2 separate regions of the Mus musculus genome follow, and region 1 is linked to region 2. Evidence: chromatin loops called from intact Hi-C (ENCODE). Cell type or tissue: heart. All regions are shown on one strand. Links, peaks and the distances in the headings refer to the core of each region. The heading gives the core; the rest is flanking DNA.

The links. Hi-C counts contacts between places; a loop is a spot of excess contacts. Peaks named below come from ENCODE experiments on the same cell type or tissue, not always from the same donor. Only the 100,000 strongest peaks of a DNase experiment are listed, where the experiment ranks them.
Region 1: it touches region 2 in a loop (9-fold over the local background); 41 of 42 quality-filtered maps call a loop at or near these places.

Annotation. Positions count from the first base shown.
Region 1 is chr2:166,776,744-166,785,067 of GRCm38, reverse strand. No RefSeq gene overlaps it. Among named protein-coding and RNA genes, the nearest start is that of Trp53rkb, 13 kb to the left of the region's middle. In heart, for the core only: a CTCF peak has its summit at 479 (motif pointing right); a DNase peak (open chromatin) is centred at 3,667; H3K27ac peaks cover 337 bases.
Region 2 is chr2:166,588,010-166,596,333 of GRCm38, reverse strand. Prex1 (phosphatidylinositol-3,4,5-trisphosphate-dependent Rac exchange factor 1) reads left to right here. Exons shown (of 40, transcript NM_177782.3): 15 at 1-48; 16 at 2,432-2,574; 17 at 3,446-3,538; 18 at 3,985-4,133; 19 at 5,815-5,900; 20 at 6,688-6,824; 21 at 7,275-7,380. Among named protein-coding and RNA genes, the nearest start is that of Gm29679, 28 kb to the right of the region's middle. In heart, for the core only: a CTCF peak has its summit at 3,665 (motif pointing left); DNase peaks (open chromatin) are centred at 3,572 and 3,780.

The DNA.
Region 1 (8,324 bases), core at 238-8,237, 190 kb before region 2:
TGCACACTTAAAATAAGCCTCGGGCGGCTTTCACACAGCAATGAAAACTATTGATACAAATTTGTGTTTTTTATTCTCCCCTCCCTTTTTGTTTTATTACTGTTCTTTCTACTTACCTTTACGCATGTATGTCTGTCTGTCTGTGTGTGTGTGTGTGTGTGTGTGTGTGTGTGTGTGTGTGTGTGTCAAGTGCCTGTGGAGGACAGAGATGCCAGATCCTCCTGGGACTGGGAGATGCCCGACAAGAGTGTGGGGAACAGAACTTAGGTCTTCTGGAAGAGCAGTATGCACTCTTAACTCTGGAGCCAGCTCTCTGGCCTCCACTTTCCTCCTTCCTGTATGTATCTGTCCTAAACTGAGTAAGAATTTCAGATAAATGACAACTACATTTGGTTAATACTAGTATGTGTTATGGTTTAGAAATACAATGTCGTCGTCGTCCCCCCCACAGACTCATGTGTTCTAACACTTAGTCTCCAGTTGGTGGCGCTGTCCTGAGAGGTTGTGGCACTCCTAGAACTGTGGCCTAGCTAATGGAAGTCAGTGTAGTACAGCCAAGCTCTGCTTCCCAATGCTCAAGGATCAGACTGGCCGCTCCCACCGTGCTGCTCTGCTGCTACACCCAACTGGGTGCTTCCCCACCATGGCAGACTGTATCCCTGAAACCATGTGCCAAAATAAATCTTTCCTCCCTTTAGATCCGCTCAGTGATTTGGTCACAGCCACAAAAAAACAACTAACACACTGCCCATGCAGTGATGGATATGTAGTTATCTAGAAATGGTTTGCTGTTTCCTGAAATTAAAATACAGCTAGCACTGTTCCCAGGCCCCTCTGTCCTGCAGCCACACTGCAGCTGAAAGACTCCGAGAGGAGCCCCTTGCTCAGGCCTCAGGACAATAGCGAACACCCAAGAACTCACGATAAAAAGCTTGATGTAAACCACATGAGGCTTTATTCGGGGAAAGCCAGAGCTCTGGGGCGACTCATATCCCACGCAGGGGTAGAGGAGTCGACCTCGAGGGGAAAGAGGTCCCAGTTTTTATAGGCCCTCAGGAGAGAAAGGGGGGGGGAGGAGGGGATTTCCAGATCTAAACAATGTCTATTCTCAAGAAATGGGTATGGGAGGGGTACAAGGAAAGAGTCTGGTGCAGGTGTAGCAACTCAGGATTGGCCGGGCTGTGGTTGCTGGGGAGATTTTCTGACTCTTCCCCAGCAACCAATATCACAAACACTTGGCAATGGGCTTCATCAGTGGGCACACACATGGGTTCAAGGAACGGTCAAAACATTGGCAGACACACAGGTTCAAGAAGTGGCCAGAGCATTGTGCACCTCTATTTTTCTAAACCAGTGAAGCTAGTTCTGCTAACAGTGACATCTATCTTGCCAATTTCAGGGCTTCTGTGACCTTTTACATTCTGTCAGGATCTTTCACAGCCATGAGTCCTAGCACTGAAACACAAGTTATTGTCACAGCACAGGCACCCAGGTCTCTGGGGTTCTGGAAAACCAAGCAGGGGCTGGAGAGATGGATCAGTGGGTAAGAGCACTGACTGCTTTTCAGAAGGCCCCGAGTTCAAATCCCAGAAAACACATGGTGGCTCACCGCCCCCCCCTTCCCATAATGATGCCTGACGTCCTCTTCTGACATGTCTGAAGACAGCTTTAGTGTACTTTTTTTTTATAAAGATTTCTTTCTCTCTCTTTCTTTCTCTTCCTTTCTTTCTTTCTTTCTTTCTTTCTTTCTTTCTTTCTTTCTTTCTTTCTTTCTTTCTTTCTTTCTTTCATTATATGTGAGTACACTGTAGCTGTCTTCAGACACCCCAGAAGAGGGCATCTTTCTTTCTTTCTTTCTTTCTTTCTTTCTTTCTTTCTTTCTTTCTTTCTTTCTTTCTTTCTTTCTTTCATTATATGTGAGTACACTGTAGCTGTCTTCAGACACCCCAGAAGAGGGCATCAGATCTCATTACAGATGGTTGTGAGCCACCATGTGGTTGCTGGGATTTGAACTCAGGACCTTCAGAGGAGCAGTCAGTGCTCTTAACCACTGAACCATCTCTCCAGCCCAGCTTCAATGTACTTATGTGTAATAGTAAATAAATCTTTGGGCCAGAGCGAGCAGGGACTGAGTGAGCAGAGTTGACTGGAGCAAGCAGAGGTCCTAAAAATTCAATTACCAACAACCACATGCAGGCTCACAACCATCTGTATAGCTACAGTGTACTCACATACATAAAATATTTTTTTTTTGAGACAGGGTTTCTCTGTATAGCCCTGGCTGTCCTGGAACTCACGTTGTAGACCAGGCTGGCCTCGAACTCAGCAATCTGCCTGCCTCTGCTTCCTGAGTGCTGGGATTAAAGGCGTGTGCTACCACGCCCGGCTAAAATAAATATTTTAAAAAAGAAAAAGCCAGGCTCCTTTCAGTTTGTTTCTCTCCCTCTTGCCGCTAATCAGTAGTGGAGTTGCCCCTAGGGTCTCCTGGGCCCCTGCTTTCCTGAGTAATGTCTCCTCATGGCAAGGTCTGGTGTCTGGTGTCTGTGCGTATGCCCGACTTTCCAGCAGCCTGTCTCCCTTCCCCGCACATACTCTCCTTATTCTCCTGCTGCGCCGGACAGCGGTCTGCCTACCTCCTTGGGTGTCTGTCCCTGTGTCCTTGCTCAGCTGCCCTCCCCACACTGTGAAACAAGATTTTTAAAATACCTTCTTGCCGGGCAGTGGTGGTGCATGCCTTTAATCCCAGCACTTGGGAGGCAGAGGCAGGCAGATTTCTGAGTTCGAGGCCAGCCTGGTTTACAGAGTGAGTTCCAGGGCTACACAGAGAAACCCTGTCTCAAAAAAAAAACAAAAACAAAAAACAAAAATAAACTTTTAGATGTGTTTATTTTATGTGATTAACTGGTTTGCCCGTGTTTGCGACTGTACATCATGTCCTAAAGAGGTCATAAAAGAGCCGGGCGTGGTGGTGCACGCCTTTAATCCCAACACTTGGGAGGCAGAGGCAGGTGGATTTCTGAGGTCGAGGCCAGCCTGGTCTACAGAGTGAGTTCCAGGACAGCCAGGGCTACACAGAGAAACCCTGTTTTGGAAAACCAAAAAAAAAAAAAAAGAGGTCATAAAAGGGCATTGGAACTCCAAGAACTAGAATTACAAATGGTCGTGGGTGCTGGGAACAGAACCCAGGTCCTCTGCAAGAAGAAATGCTCCTAACTGCTGAGCCATCTCTTCAGTCCCTGCAACCTGAACTTCAGGCAAACCTCAAGTGCAGTGCTGAGCCTTCCAAGGTTCAGCACACAGTTCTAGGCAACGGCTTCGTTAGAGTGGGTCCCACTCAGGAGCGCGAATGAGGATTTGGGGATTTTTCCCAAGGCAAGATAGATCAGTTCTCTATATAGTCATCTATCCATCCATCCATCCATCCATCCATCCATGCATCCATCCATCCATGCATCCATCCATCCATCTCCTTATCCACTTACTCACAAAACCACCCATCAGTCCAAGACATAAGAGAAGCTCTGGAAAAGGATGCTCAAGACTCAGGCCCAAGATTACACTTGCAGATCAACAGTGTCAGAAGCCATGTCGACCTCCCCCAGCAGCTCACCTTTGTCATTTATCCACTCACTCTATTTTCTCCACCTCAACGCCATTTCCATCCTGTCCACCAGAGGGCGCAAGTGCCCCAGCAGTACCAGCCGATGTCCCATCCGGTTTTAGTCTTTTTAAAGGCCCGAAGGTTCTGGATTTCTTTTCCCTTAGACTCCAACTCAAGAGCCATTTAAGAGCCAGAGTGAACTCTGACTTCACATCACGTGTGAGGAGAGGTTTGGTACTGACCTGTTCAGTGCGCAGAACAAAACATCTCCTGGTGCCTGAGCTCACCTCCCAGTCTGGGAGACTGATACTCACTGAGCCTGCTTGATAGCCTTAGGTGAGGAGCCACAAGGCGTGATCCTGATACTGGTATTTCCCCTAGTCTACCTGTCCATCACCAGTGACCTGTCCATCACCAGTGACCTGTTCTCCCAATCCCTGAGATCCCTGCAGAATGGGAGGTTAATTGCCTCAACATGACAGCCTCATCTGCATCCCACCTTCAAGGGACTTGAGGAAAGACACTGTGTGTCCCTGGAAGTATCAGCTGTCCCAGTGGGTCTTCCTTTTGTCCTTTTATAGTGACTTCAAAGCTCCAGCAATTCCCTCCTCCTCCTGCACTGCAGGTGACTTGAATTGAAGCCATGGAAACTCCTGGGGCTGGAGTGAGGGCGGCAACCACCACCCCGCTCCCCTCTTCCCCCCACACTGTCTTCACGGATGCCCCAAATGGAATACATTATTGGCAACAGACTCTGCTCCAAAAGTACCAAGCCTGTAGGAGCTGCAGGTCCTCTCTGGTCTGCTAAGTGATCTCCCAGACTGTGGGTGTGGAGCTCATATCTGCCATGTGAGTCTGTAGGAAGCTTTGCCTCCGACCTGATCGCTGCCCCAGGCATCCCTACAAAGAAGTGTCTCCTGCCTCCAGTTCTCTCCAGGTCTTCTTGAAAACAGCTACCCTGGCTCTGTACCCTGCTCAGAGCCTGAAAACGGCCTGAGCCTACGAATGTTTCCTGCATCTCCGATTCCTCAGGACTGGGATGTCATCTACCTCCCCCCACTCCCCTTAAACTGCAGCCCTTGAAGAGGTTCCTTTGTTCTGTGGTAGTTTTCCCTCTTCATGGTACTTTGGGAAAAGCCCTCACGCAGCTGAACTTTTATGAACGTTGAATGCCCGCCTCTTCATGCTTAATTTTCCATTGGTGACAGGATACTGATGTTATGTTGAAACATCCCATTTTCGAGGCTGTAGATGTGAGTCAACTGGTGGAGTCCTTGACACATGCAGAATGACCTGAGCTTGGTCCCCCAATATGGAATAAAACTAGGCACGACGTGACGGCACAGGCCTGAAAGCCCAGCCCTGGGGAAGTCAAAGCAAGGGGGGTCAGCTTCAAGGTCAGCTTCAAGGTCATTCCCAGCTCCACAGAAAGCTTGAGGCCAGCCTGAGATAACGGAGACCCTGACTAGAAAAGGTTCTGTTTAAACTTTTTTTTTTCATCTTTTGAGACAGGTCTCTGTAGTCCTGACTGTCCTCAAGATATGTGTCCAAGGCTGGCTGTGAACTCCAGATCCTTCTGCCTGTAGTTTCCAAATGCTGGGATTATAAGCACGAACCTCCCACCCCCATGCCCTGCTCCTTCATATTCATTCACTGTGAAATACTAGTTTAAGATAGTGTATATAGGCTGGGTGTGGTGGCGCACGCCTTTAATCCCAGCACTCGGGAGGCAGAGGCAGGCGGATTTCTGACTTCGAGGCCAGCCTGGTCTACAAAGTGAGTTCCAGGACAGCCAGGGCTATACAGAGAAACCCTGTCTCGAAAAACAAAAACAAAAACAACAACAACAACAACAAAAGATAATGTATATATTTTTTATTTTTTTTCTTTCTATCTTCCTTCCTTCCTTCCTTCCTTCCTTCCTTCCTTCCTTCCTTCCTTTCTTTCTTTCTTTCTTTCTTTCTTTCTTTCTTTCTTTCTTTCTTTCTTTCTTTCTTTCTTTCCTGAGGCAGGGTCTCACTATATCTTGGAACTCATGATGTAGACCAGTCTAGCTTCTCTTGGAATTCATGATATAGGCCAGTCTAGCCTCAAACTCACAGAGATTCACCTGCCTCCAACTCCCAAGTACTGGAGTTAAAGGTCTGAATCATCATGCCAGATAGTATAAATATTTCTGTTTGTTCTTCCAGTTGACTTTCCCCTAAGCCTTGACTCGCCCATATAAAAAGTAGGTCATCCGTAAGTTGATCATCCAGACATGCATTTTATTTGTAAGAATTGCCACTGACTTTGAGCTATCCAAAAGGCTAGAGACTGCTGCCCCTTGATGCCTAGCATGAGCCCCGAAGAAGAGCTGATATCAGAAAACTCTGGATTGGAGCTGGAGAGATGGTTCAACAGTTAAGAGCACTGGCTGTTCTTCCAGAGGACCCAGGTTCAATTCTCAGCACCCATTTGGTAGCTCATAACTGTCTGTAACTCCAGTTTCAGGGGATCTGACATCCTCATACAGATATACATACATTCAGGCAAAACACCAACGTACACAAAATAAAAATAAAATCCTTATTTTAAAAAAATCCACCATATGACCCAGCAACCTTAGTCCTGACTATTTAGCCAAGAGAACTGAGAGCAAGAAACAGAATCTCATACACAAACACAAGGTTATTTACTCCAAGTAGAGAAGCTTAGGCCCCACATGTCCGCTATGAGCTATGGTAAATAAAATTCAGTGCAGTGGAGAGATGGGTCATCATCTGTCCATGAATTAGGAACAAAGTAAGGCCAGAGAGAGAGCTCAGCTGAGCTGGCTTGCAGAGGTGCACTGCTCTTACAGACGACCCAAGTTTGGTTCCTAGCACCCACACTGGCCTGCTCAGAGCCACTTGTTAACTCCAGCTCCAGGAGATCAGATGTCCTCTTCTGGACTCTGAGCATCTGCAGGATGCAGTCCCAACAAGGGCAAGCCTGGTTCCAAGCATCCCTGCTGCTTTGGTGGTGGAGGAGTTAAAAAATAAAACAGGCAGATGTCAGGAAACCCTGCTGCTAAGGTCAAAGGCTGACATTTCCTGATAGCCCTGAGATCAGTACAAAATGCTGGACTCCCTTTGTCAGCGGGGCTTCTTCTTCTGGGGTGGGTGTTCAGGACCCCACACCTGAGGAATGTCACATAGCCCCCCACCTGAGATTTCTGGGATGCCTCCCTATGCTAATGAGGCATATCAGTGCCTTAGCCCTCAGCCAATGACCTTTGCCCACCCTGGATATTCTTACCCCCTTCCCCAAAACTATACAACCTTTGGCTCACCCAACTGAAGTATATGTGTACAAGCCCACCCAGAATAAAGAAATATGCACACACTAAGAAGTTCTCAGAGTCTTAGAGAACTGTTTCATTGAAAATCATCGGAGAAGGCCTTCACCTAAAGGAGCTGCAACATTAGTATCCCCAGAAAAGCACCCCCACCTGGATCAGGCAGAGCTCCACCCGTCCCAGGCTCTGCTCCACCCTTCTAGCCCAGCGTACAGCCTGGTGTACATCGGTGTCTGCACACCCTGAGAGGGAGGAAGCAGAGGCCTCGGAACTACATCTGGACCCCAAAAATGCAGACCACAGCTATGCCAAGTAGATGGTGGCAGGACTTCACTGAGCCAAAGCCCAGCCTTGGGCACAGGTATGGAGACACAGTTTGCCTTGCTTGTGTCTGAGGATAGAGAAGACTGCAAAGGAGCCTTGGCTACCCTGGAGCTGAAGTTTCATGTGATTGTGAGCTGCCCCATGTGGGTGCTAGGAACTAAACTAAGGTCCTCTGCAAAAGCAGTCAGTGCTCTTAGTGGCTGAGCCATCTCTTCAGCCCCATTAGTGTTAAAAAGGGAGAGGACCAGGATCTTTGGCCTAATGGACATGGAATGGTTGTGGAGGGATGGATCCATTGGAGAGATGGAGGTGTGGCTAGGGAACTATTGTGGCAAGAACAGCTTGAATGTCCAGTTTGGTGTGATATAAAATACCACGGTCTTTTCATAAGGAGAAAATGAGCCCATCGCACAGGACACAGCACTTGACTCAGGACCAGGCCCACAAGCTGACCCTCAGGCACCCAGCCTGAGAGTTCCTCGGATTGGGACAGATGGACGGACGGATGGAGGAGGTCTTTGTACTGAGACAGTTGCTGCTGCCGGCATCATCTCTGTTGCCAGGGAGAGAAGTGGCTGAGGGACGGCTGGCAAGGAAAGAGCTCGAGGTGAAGACAGGAGGGCCTGAGTTTGCATCCCTGGGGTGCACATAAAAAGCTGACATCGTGCTGCCTACTTGCAGTCTCAGCACTTGGAAGCCAGATGAGGAGGATTTCGAGGCTCACTGACCAGCCAGGCTAGCCAACCGATGCGCTCCATGTTCCCAAAAAATAAGGCAGAGAGTGACAAAGGATACAACACACCTATGGATGACCTGTGTCATATACATGTAATGCATGAGTATGTGCATGACCACATACACACATACATGTACACACGTACACACATACACACACATACATACACACATACACACACATACACACACATACATACACACACATACACACACACATACATAAACATACACAGAGAGAGACAGAGAGACAGAGAATATAAAGTCCACACAGAGCAAAGAGCTGCAGGCAAATATCCTGACAGAAGATCTGGGGCCCATCCTTGAACTTTAACCCCAGCCCTT
Region 2 (8,324 bases), core at 103-8,102:
CCGTGGCGCTTGGTGTGGGCCTGTGCAACAACGGTTTTATGCACCATGGTAAGTGCGGGGCCTCCAGCTTTGCTTAGGGCCCTGAGAGCCAAGAGCCAGCTTTGCATACCCGGTGTCTCAGCATTGAAGGTGAATGCTTTGGTCTCCCCTGCTCCCAGGTGGCCTGGTGTCCTCCTATGCCCCACTCCCATTACCTTTCTTGGTTCCTCTCTCAGAGAAACTGAGTTCTCCCTTTGAGTCTCTGACTCCTCCCTGTGGGTGGCCACTGTGCACCCACCATGGTGCCATATTGTAGTACAGAGTGGTAAACGCAGCGGGGGGCTTGGGGCTCGGGATCTGGCATATGTGCATGTGTGGATCCTCCTTGTATATCAGACAGACACAACCCATCTTGTGTATGCTGATAAGCTGGTACTGTGGTCCAAATGCTGAGGCTTGGATACAGGTACAGACTGCAGAAGTGTGAGCTTTGTTCTAACTTAGATTTAGTGAACTTGCTCTGCAAAGGGCCAAGCAGCTGCCACAACACTGGAACAAAATGGGTGTGGCTAGGTGCCAATAAAACTTTATTTAGGAAAACTGGCCGGGGGCCATAGCATTCTGAAGGCAATTTGCCTGTCTGTGTCCATGGCTGAGCTCTCTGCTCCCTGTAGGCTTTAGCTCCCCTGTGGCTTCAATTTCTCTGTTTTCTCCAGAGATCTTGCTGCCTGGTCCCCTCTACTGCTCATTTCCTTAGCTGAAGGGACCAGGCTTGGCCACCCATGGGCCTGTCTCCTTCTCAGAAGCCGCCTGCACCCTCCAGTAGCCCTGGCCCTGCCACCCGTCCTCTGCAGGAGCCTCTCATTTGTGGGTGAGGGTAATTGTGGTCCACTCAGCCTTGTTCCCGGAAGGCAGCTATCTGGGGAGACTACACAAGGAGGGGTACTTGGGCAGCCTGATGCCCTCAGGGCCCTTGATGGGGGAAATTGCAGGCTGTACATCCCCCCATCACCACCACAAACTCAAATATCTGCTAAAATAGGAAAGGACCAAACATTGGGGAGTGGCTGTGGCAAAGGGCAGTGTCAGCACAGAGTGGAGGAGGGGACAGCACCTTCTGCCACGTCTGGGTCCCGAGTGTCTTCTGGGAGGGACTTAGCAGACAGGGAAACAGAGGAAGCTTGCCACTGCAGCCCTGGAACCATCTTTTTGTCTTCTTCTAGAAGGGAAAACCAGAGTGCAAAGGGTTAAAGTATCAGCTGGAGGGGTTTGAACTTCAGTCTGTGTGCACCTCTCAAAGCTGAGCTAGCAGCCTTGGCTGGAAGGGGGAGGTGGGGCCTCACCTGGCTGGCCAGTGACTGGAGAGTGTCCCTCTGTGTCTCCTTGGACATCATTGCTCAGAGACAGCACGGTGACTCTTCCTCCAGCTCTGGAGCCTCCTAACCCCATGTTTACAGCAGAGGCTAAATTAGCGGGATGCTCGGAGCCTGGCACGCCCTGCTCTGAGGGAAGTAGCAATTTGCGTGCCTGTTTGTTCCAGAGCGGGAGAGGGGTTGCCCACTCACACACAGGTAGTTCCCCTGCAGGAGGAAGAATGGCCCCCCATGAGCATAGTGGGGTCTGGAGGAATCTGGACTGGCTCTCTTCTTGCACGCAGGCCCTCACAGGCTAACTCTTTGCTTTGATGGACCTTCTCTCTTTCCTTCCTTCCTTTGCTTTTTCTTTCTTGGTTTTTCTGTTTCTGTTTCTGTTTTTTTGTTTTTGTTTTTTTGTTTTTTTTTGGAGAGACAGGGTTTCTTTGTGTAACCCTGGCAGTCCTGGAACTCACTCTGTAGACCAGGCTGGCCTCAAACTCAGAAATCCACCTGCCTCTGCCTCCCAAGTGCTGGGATTAAAGGCGTGTGCCACCACGCCCAGCTTCTTTTTTGTTTTTAAAGATTTCTTGTTGTGTGTGCGCGTGTGCGTGTAACATGTGGCTGGACTCACCCTTCATGTGGAGGCCAGAGGGGGACACTGGGTACCTTCCTCAGCCACTTTCCACTGTGGTTTTTGAGACAGGATCTCTATCTGAACCCAGAGCCCTCCCAACTGGGTCAATTGCTGGCCAGCAAGCTCTGAAGATGTGCTGGTCTCTGTCTCCCCAGCACTGGGGTTAGAGGCATGTGCTTCACAGGGCATTTATATCGGCACTGTGGATCCAAACGCAGGCCTTACTGCTTGTATGGCAGGCACTGAACCCACCAAGCCATGTCAGGTTTTTAAAGGAGTCAGAGAGCCAAGGCCGTTGTGTGGAGTTCACACATGTTAACACTGGCTTGCAATTCTGCTCCCTTACAATGCTCTCTCGACCAAGCCACGCTTGTCCGGGAGCTGCTTCTAGCCTGTGGCTGCCGGTTGGCCAAGGCGCCGAACCGCTGCCATCTGACCACGACTGTGTGTCTGCGGCTTGCAGTTCTGGAGAAGAGCGAATTCAAGGATGAGTCCCAGTACTTCCGCTTCCATGCTGATGAGGAGATGGAGGGGACCAGCAGCAAGAACAAACAGCTTCGCAATGACTTCAAGCTGGTGGAGAACATCCTGGCAAAGCGACTGCTGGTAGGAGGCTCACAGTAGGGCTGTTCTGCCTCTCTTCCCTGCCTCTCCTGTGGCCTGGGAGCTGGGCAGCTTCAGACAGTGGCCAGAGCAGGGCATGCAGCTCTGAGCATGAGTCTTGGGACAGAAAAGCCAAGTCACTGTGCTAGCCAGGACTATATTCCTCATGAAACGCTGGGGCTGCAGGAGTTCCTACCCTTTCATCTAGCCCACAGCCATTGCTTCACTGTGCCTCCTGAGTCACCTCCTCCAGCACTATAGATAGCTCTCAGGAGTTTGTGTCCTGCTCGCATCCAGGAGCCTTGAGTGTCTGCAGTTGGGACATTTACTAACCAGGTCAGCAAGGTTGGCATCCCAGCCCACCTAGCCTGACTTCTTAGGCTGGGCTTGTGGCGAGTTGTCCGGAAGAGGTCTGTCCATAGCCACTCTAACCTCTCTGGTCTGTGGTAATCCTGGGGACGGCAGTTCCCTCTGGTGCTCTAAAGCCCTCCAGTGTAACCCACCACACCTGGATAAGAGTCAGCGTCTGTCCTGAGCTCTTCCTGCCTCTCCAGCTTTGTCCCCTGGGTAACGCTTTCCTCACTGTCTGAGCCAGGCTAGTCTCTCTCCCTGGGGCTGCCTCTGGGCCTTCCCACCCCCTGTACCTGCTGCCTAGAGCTCTTTGCCCACCCGCTCTCTTCTTTTACTTTAGCCTGAGTACATTCCCAGTCACACTGTAGACTGTTTCCTTCAGTCAGCAGTAAAAGTGGGGCAGCTCAGGGGCCTTGTAGACTTGCCACACACACCCCCCGCCCCCGCAGGATCCTAGTTCTTGGGGAGAAGGGTGTTGTCGTCGCTCCCGTCTGGTTGCCATAAGTGCATCTTGGGCTTTCAGATCCCGCCACAGGAGGACGACTATGGCTTCGACCTTGAGGAGAAGAACAAGGCTGTGGTAGTGAAGTCTGTGCAGAGGGGCTCGCTGGCTGAGGTGAGACCCACCGGTGGCCACTCAGGTGGGGTGGTACCTGAGCTGGGGGTGACCCCGTGTCTCTGAGATGCAGGGTAGCTGGGAATGAGACTGCCTTCCTGGCACGTTCCACTAGCGCCACCTGCTGGGCTCTTGGAGACGTGCAGGGAAAGCAGATGGCTGGCTCCCTGCAGGGTTTCTTCTGTCTCCCAAACCCCAGTTTATGGCATCTCCTTCCACAGTCTTGTTCACATTCCCATGGTTACAAAGTGGCCACCACACTGACCTCTGTGCCGTCACAACACAGGCTGGCGCTGGCCATTTCTTCCCAAGGGAACTGCCACCCACCCTTGCCTCCTTGGGCTTTCATTTACAGCTCAGAGCCCAGCTTCCTGGTGCTTCTAGAACATTCCAGCTTCCTCGGTGAAGAGGGAGGAGGCCAGTGACACCTGTGCTTGTCCCTCCAGATGGCTGGCCTGCAGGCTGGGAGGAAGATTTACTCCATCAACGAGGACCTGGTGTTCCTGCGTCCCTTCTCTGAGGTGGAGACCATCCTCAACCAGTTCTTCTGCTCCCGCCGCCCGCTCCGCCTCCTGGTGGCCACCAAGGCCAAAGAGTGAGTGCGAGCCTCAGGCTGACTCAGCAGGTCTCCCTGGGCCTGGCCCTCCAGCATGGGGCTGCCACCTTTGTTAGTCTAATTTGATGTCCCAAGTGCATGACCAGCTCAGTTTTGGGAACACCGTCCCGTCAAGGTGGATACAGTTCCTACCTTCCATGGATTCTTGCGAAGTCAGGGGGCGGGGCCAGATATACACTGGGCAGGTGTGAGGCGTGTGCCGAGTTGGCAGTTATCAGCAGATACCTGAGATTAGAGAAGGAAGCCAGTGTATGCAGAGAGACAGTGGCCAGAGAGATGTCACTGGGGATGGAGCGATGGCTCTAGGAGACGACTTCTGGAGGACGAGGGTTCTAGAAAGATGAAGCACTCACTGCAAAGCCCCCGAGGTTGCACTGTTGGTGGCAGGTCGGAGGAGGCAGTGAGGGGGTAGAGCAGAGTTGGAGAGAGGAGACATGAGCAAGTCCCCATGGATGACCGCTGGAGAGGAAGGCTTCCCTGGGGCTGCAGGTGGAAGCAGGTGCCTTCTATGGCTGCCTGGCTTGCAGGGTCAGGGTGGGCCACATCTGGACAGAGGTGCGGTGGGCATACTTTTATTTTACTTATTATTTATTTATTTATGTATATGTACTCTGTCTGCATGTATACCTGCATGCCAGAAGAGGGCATTGGATCCCATTACAGATGGTTGTGAACTACTGTGTGGTTACTGGGAATTGAACGCAGGACCGCTGGAAGGGCAGTCAGTGCTCTTAACCACTGAGCCATCTCTCCAGCACAAATGTACTTATATTGGTTAATTATTTGGTTCCCTGCTTCCCAGGCACTTGAGGCAAATGTTGGCTGATCCTTTCACAGAGGTTGCCTAAGACCATTTGAAAACACAGATATTCACGTTAGGATCCCTAACAGTAGGAAAATTACAGTTAGGAAGTAGCTATGAAAATAATTTTATGGTTGGTGGGGTCACGAGAACATAAGGAACTGCATTTTTTTTTTTTTTTTTTTTTTTTTTTTGAGACAGTGTTTCTCTGTGTAGCCCTGGCTGTCCTGGAACTCACTTTGTAGACCAGGCTGGCCTCGAACTCAGAAATCCACCTGCCTCTCTCTGCCTCCCAAGTGCTGGGATTAAAGGCGTGCACCATCACGCCTGGCTTCATAAGGAACTGTATTAAAGGGCCCCCCAGCATTAGCAAGGTTGAGAACCGCTGGTTTAGACTCTGTTTCTGTAAGGACAGGAGATTCAAGGAAAAGGTGACAGGAAAGGCTTAGCTACTCGATGCCGGAGACGGAAGTCACCAGGGTTTAATCTTTGAGGACAGGCTCTCAGGGTGGCTCTGCTTGCCCGGTAGACATGGAAGGAGGGATCATGCTGTGTGCTGGGGACAGAAGCTGCCTAGCAGCTCAAAATGAATGATATCTGCCAATCCCTGCGGCTGGTACCTTCCCTTGGCACCCACAGCCCCCAAGCTGTGCCTCCCCTTGGTATCCGCCACTGTCTCAGCCCCTGTCTGCTTGGGTGACAGCCTTTGGTTCTTTGGGGACCTGGTTGACTGACCATGTTGATCATTGCTCCTCTCATGGCTGATTTCCAAGAAGCCCAGGGTGTTGGCGGGAAGGGACTCCTTGAGGACCCACACTCCTTTTTCTCATGGCCTGTCTCTGCCCCTGTGCCTGCCAGGACCATCAAAGTCCCTGACCACCCAGAGGCCCTGTCCTTCCAGATTCGAGGAACAGCCCCGCCGTGTGTCTTTGCTGTGGGCAGAGGTGAGCGGGAGTCTGGTGTGCAGAGCCTCTTGGGGCCACATCGTGGGCGTGGAGAGCCGCATGCCCAGTGCAAGCGACTATAGCTTCCCAGTGGCATCAAGGCCATGGTCCAGCTGTGTGAGACCTTGGCTAGAGCCTTAGGCAGTCCAGCTAGAACTGAGAAAGTGACTAACATCTACTGAGCACTTAGTAAGGACAGCCATTCCCCACGCCCAAGCTTCTAGAGTCTCTCCAGAGTCCTTTGAAGAGATGTGCTGTTTACCAACTTCACAGATGAGAATATTAAGGCCCAGAGAGGTGAAGTGTTGTGTTGTAGACGCAGGGCAGAGAGGTAGTTGGAGGCCCCTGAGACTGGGACCTGCATGGGCCAAGGTCCTCGAGGCCTGTGCATCTTAGGCTGGAGTCAGCTGGCCATTTGTTTTCATTTCTAGAGTTGTCCGTTAGCCTAGAGATGCTCACGACCCACTGCTTGGGACCTGTGGTAGGACTGGCAGGGATGGACCGTGCTAGGCAGCTATATTGTGTCCTGGATTTTCTGAGCCTTTGCCCTAAGGGTAGCTTTGGTCTCTCTCTGCGTCCTGGCTTCAGTCCGTCGCTGTGCGGGCATGCAGGGCTCCAAAAGATAGGGGTCTGAGATACCACATTGGGCCGGCTGCCTCTGCTGTATCAGCGGCAGCTCTCTGGTTGGCAGCTGAGAGGAGGCACGCTCTGGATGCAGCCATTGGCAGGGGCAGCTGGACCCTGGCTCCTCTGCCTGGCTCTGGCCTCAAGTGTTCCTGTTCCTCAGGCTCTGAGGCTGTGGCTGCCGGGCTCTGCGCGGGCCAATGCATCCTGAAAGTCAACGGCACCAGCGTGGCGAATGATGGCGCCCTGGAGGTTCTCGAGCACTTCCAGGCTTTCCGCAACCACAGGGAGGAGGCCCTGGTGAGCACTGAGCGGAAGGTGGGAGGCTGCCTGCCATCTTGGAGGCCCCTTAGACTGCTTAGGAGCACTGAGCTGAGCTGAGTGTGAAAGGCCCTTTTACAAACGGGAGTGTTGTGACTTCAGCAACGAGCCACATTAACCATAGAAATCACTTGCAGGGTTGGGTTCTGACAGCCCAAATTCTCCCCTGCTGACAGTGTGACAGACTCATGGCTACAGTCACTCTTCCATCTACACGCCTTCTCTTGACTTTGGAGATTCAGGAGAGATGAGGATATTACTTGTACCCCAGTGTTGTCAAAGCCCCGCTTCAGAGTTGGTGTTCCACCCCCAGCCAGTGGTCCCTCAGTTCCAGAGGGACATTTTGGAGATCTCTTCAGAGGTGGCCTCATGGGCAGGAATCAGGGGACCGCCTGCCTTGGCTCGTCCTCTGACAGTGGTTCTTCGCAGGGTCTTTACCAGTGGGTCTACCACAGCCACGAGGATGCCCAGCTGGCACGAGCCAGCCAGGGTGCCCCTGATGAGGACCCCCAGGAAGATGACCAGCCTGACTCAGGTAAGGGACGGGGAGTGGGAAGAGCTTCAGTTTGGGGTCACGGGGATGTCTGGTCTTTTGTGTCCCCAGGTCTCCATCCATCCCAGTTGGCCCCCTTGGTGCTGTGAGCAGCTCAGAGCAGGGCCCATCTTTAGCGGCTCACACTGTAGTGAATCTCCCTGGGCCGTGGTTCTTTCTGGGACTCTCAGCTTCTAGAAGCTCCCCACATGCCTTGGCTCCTGATTCTCTTGCTGCCTGATGGCCTAGCACAGTTTGCCCAAGTCCTAGTTTATTATCCTTGTGGCTCTGCCCCCATCTGCCCAGGGTGGCTCCTGTGATGTTCACAGTTTCTCTTGCTTTATTTTTTTAAAGCAATTTATTTATTTTTATTTCATGTGCATTGGTGTTTTGTCTGTGTGTGTGTGGTGGGGTGTTTTGGAGGTGTCAGTTTTGAGCTGCCATGTGGGTGCTGGGAATTGAACTCATGACCTCTGGAAGAGCAGTTGGTGCTCTTACCCACTGAGCCACTTTGACAGCCCCTCCCGTTTACTTTTCATTGGCTTGTCAGTCAAGAGTTGGTTGCTTAGTGAAAGCCCAAATTCTCCCCTGCTGACAGTGTGACAGACTCATGGCTTATGGGATCAGAAGTACGTGTCTTCTGCGGGCCACCGTTCTGTCACGACCTGCAACGGTCCCCTCTAGAGTCACCTTTGGCCTCTTACCAGACTGCTCACTTCCTCTGCTGGCATCAGAAACTTAACCTGCGCCCGCCCCTGGTCCGTCTTTACCCTGGACTCTCAGGCCTCTTTAGTCCTTGCTTCTGCCCATGTGATTCCTGCACCCATGCATGCTGTCCACTCGGCCATTGTTTGCTTTCCACCGCCAGGGTCTGACCAGTTCCCACCACCTTAACCGGTACTGGTTTGTTCTGCACCTGGTTTTTACCAGGATTCTTGCAGCCGTGT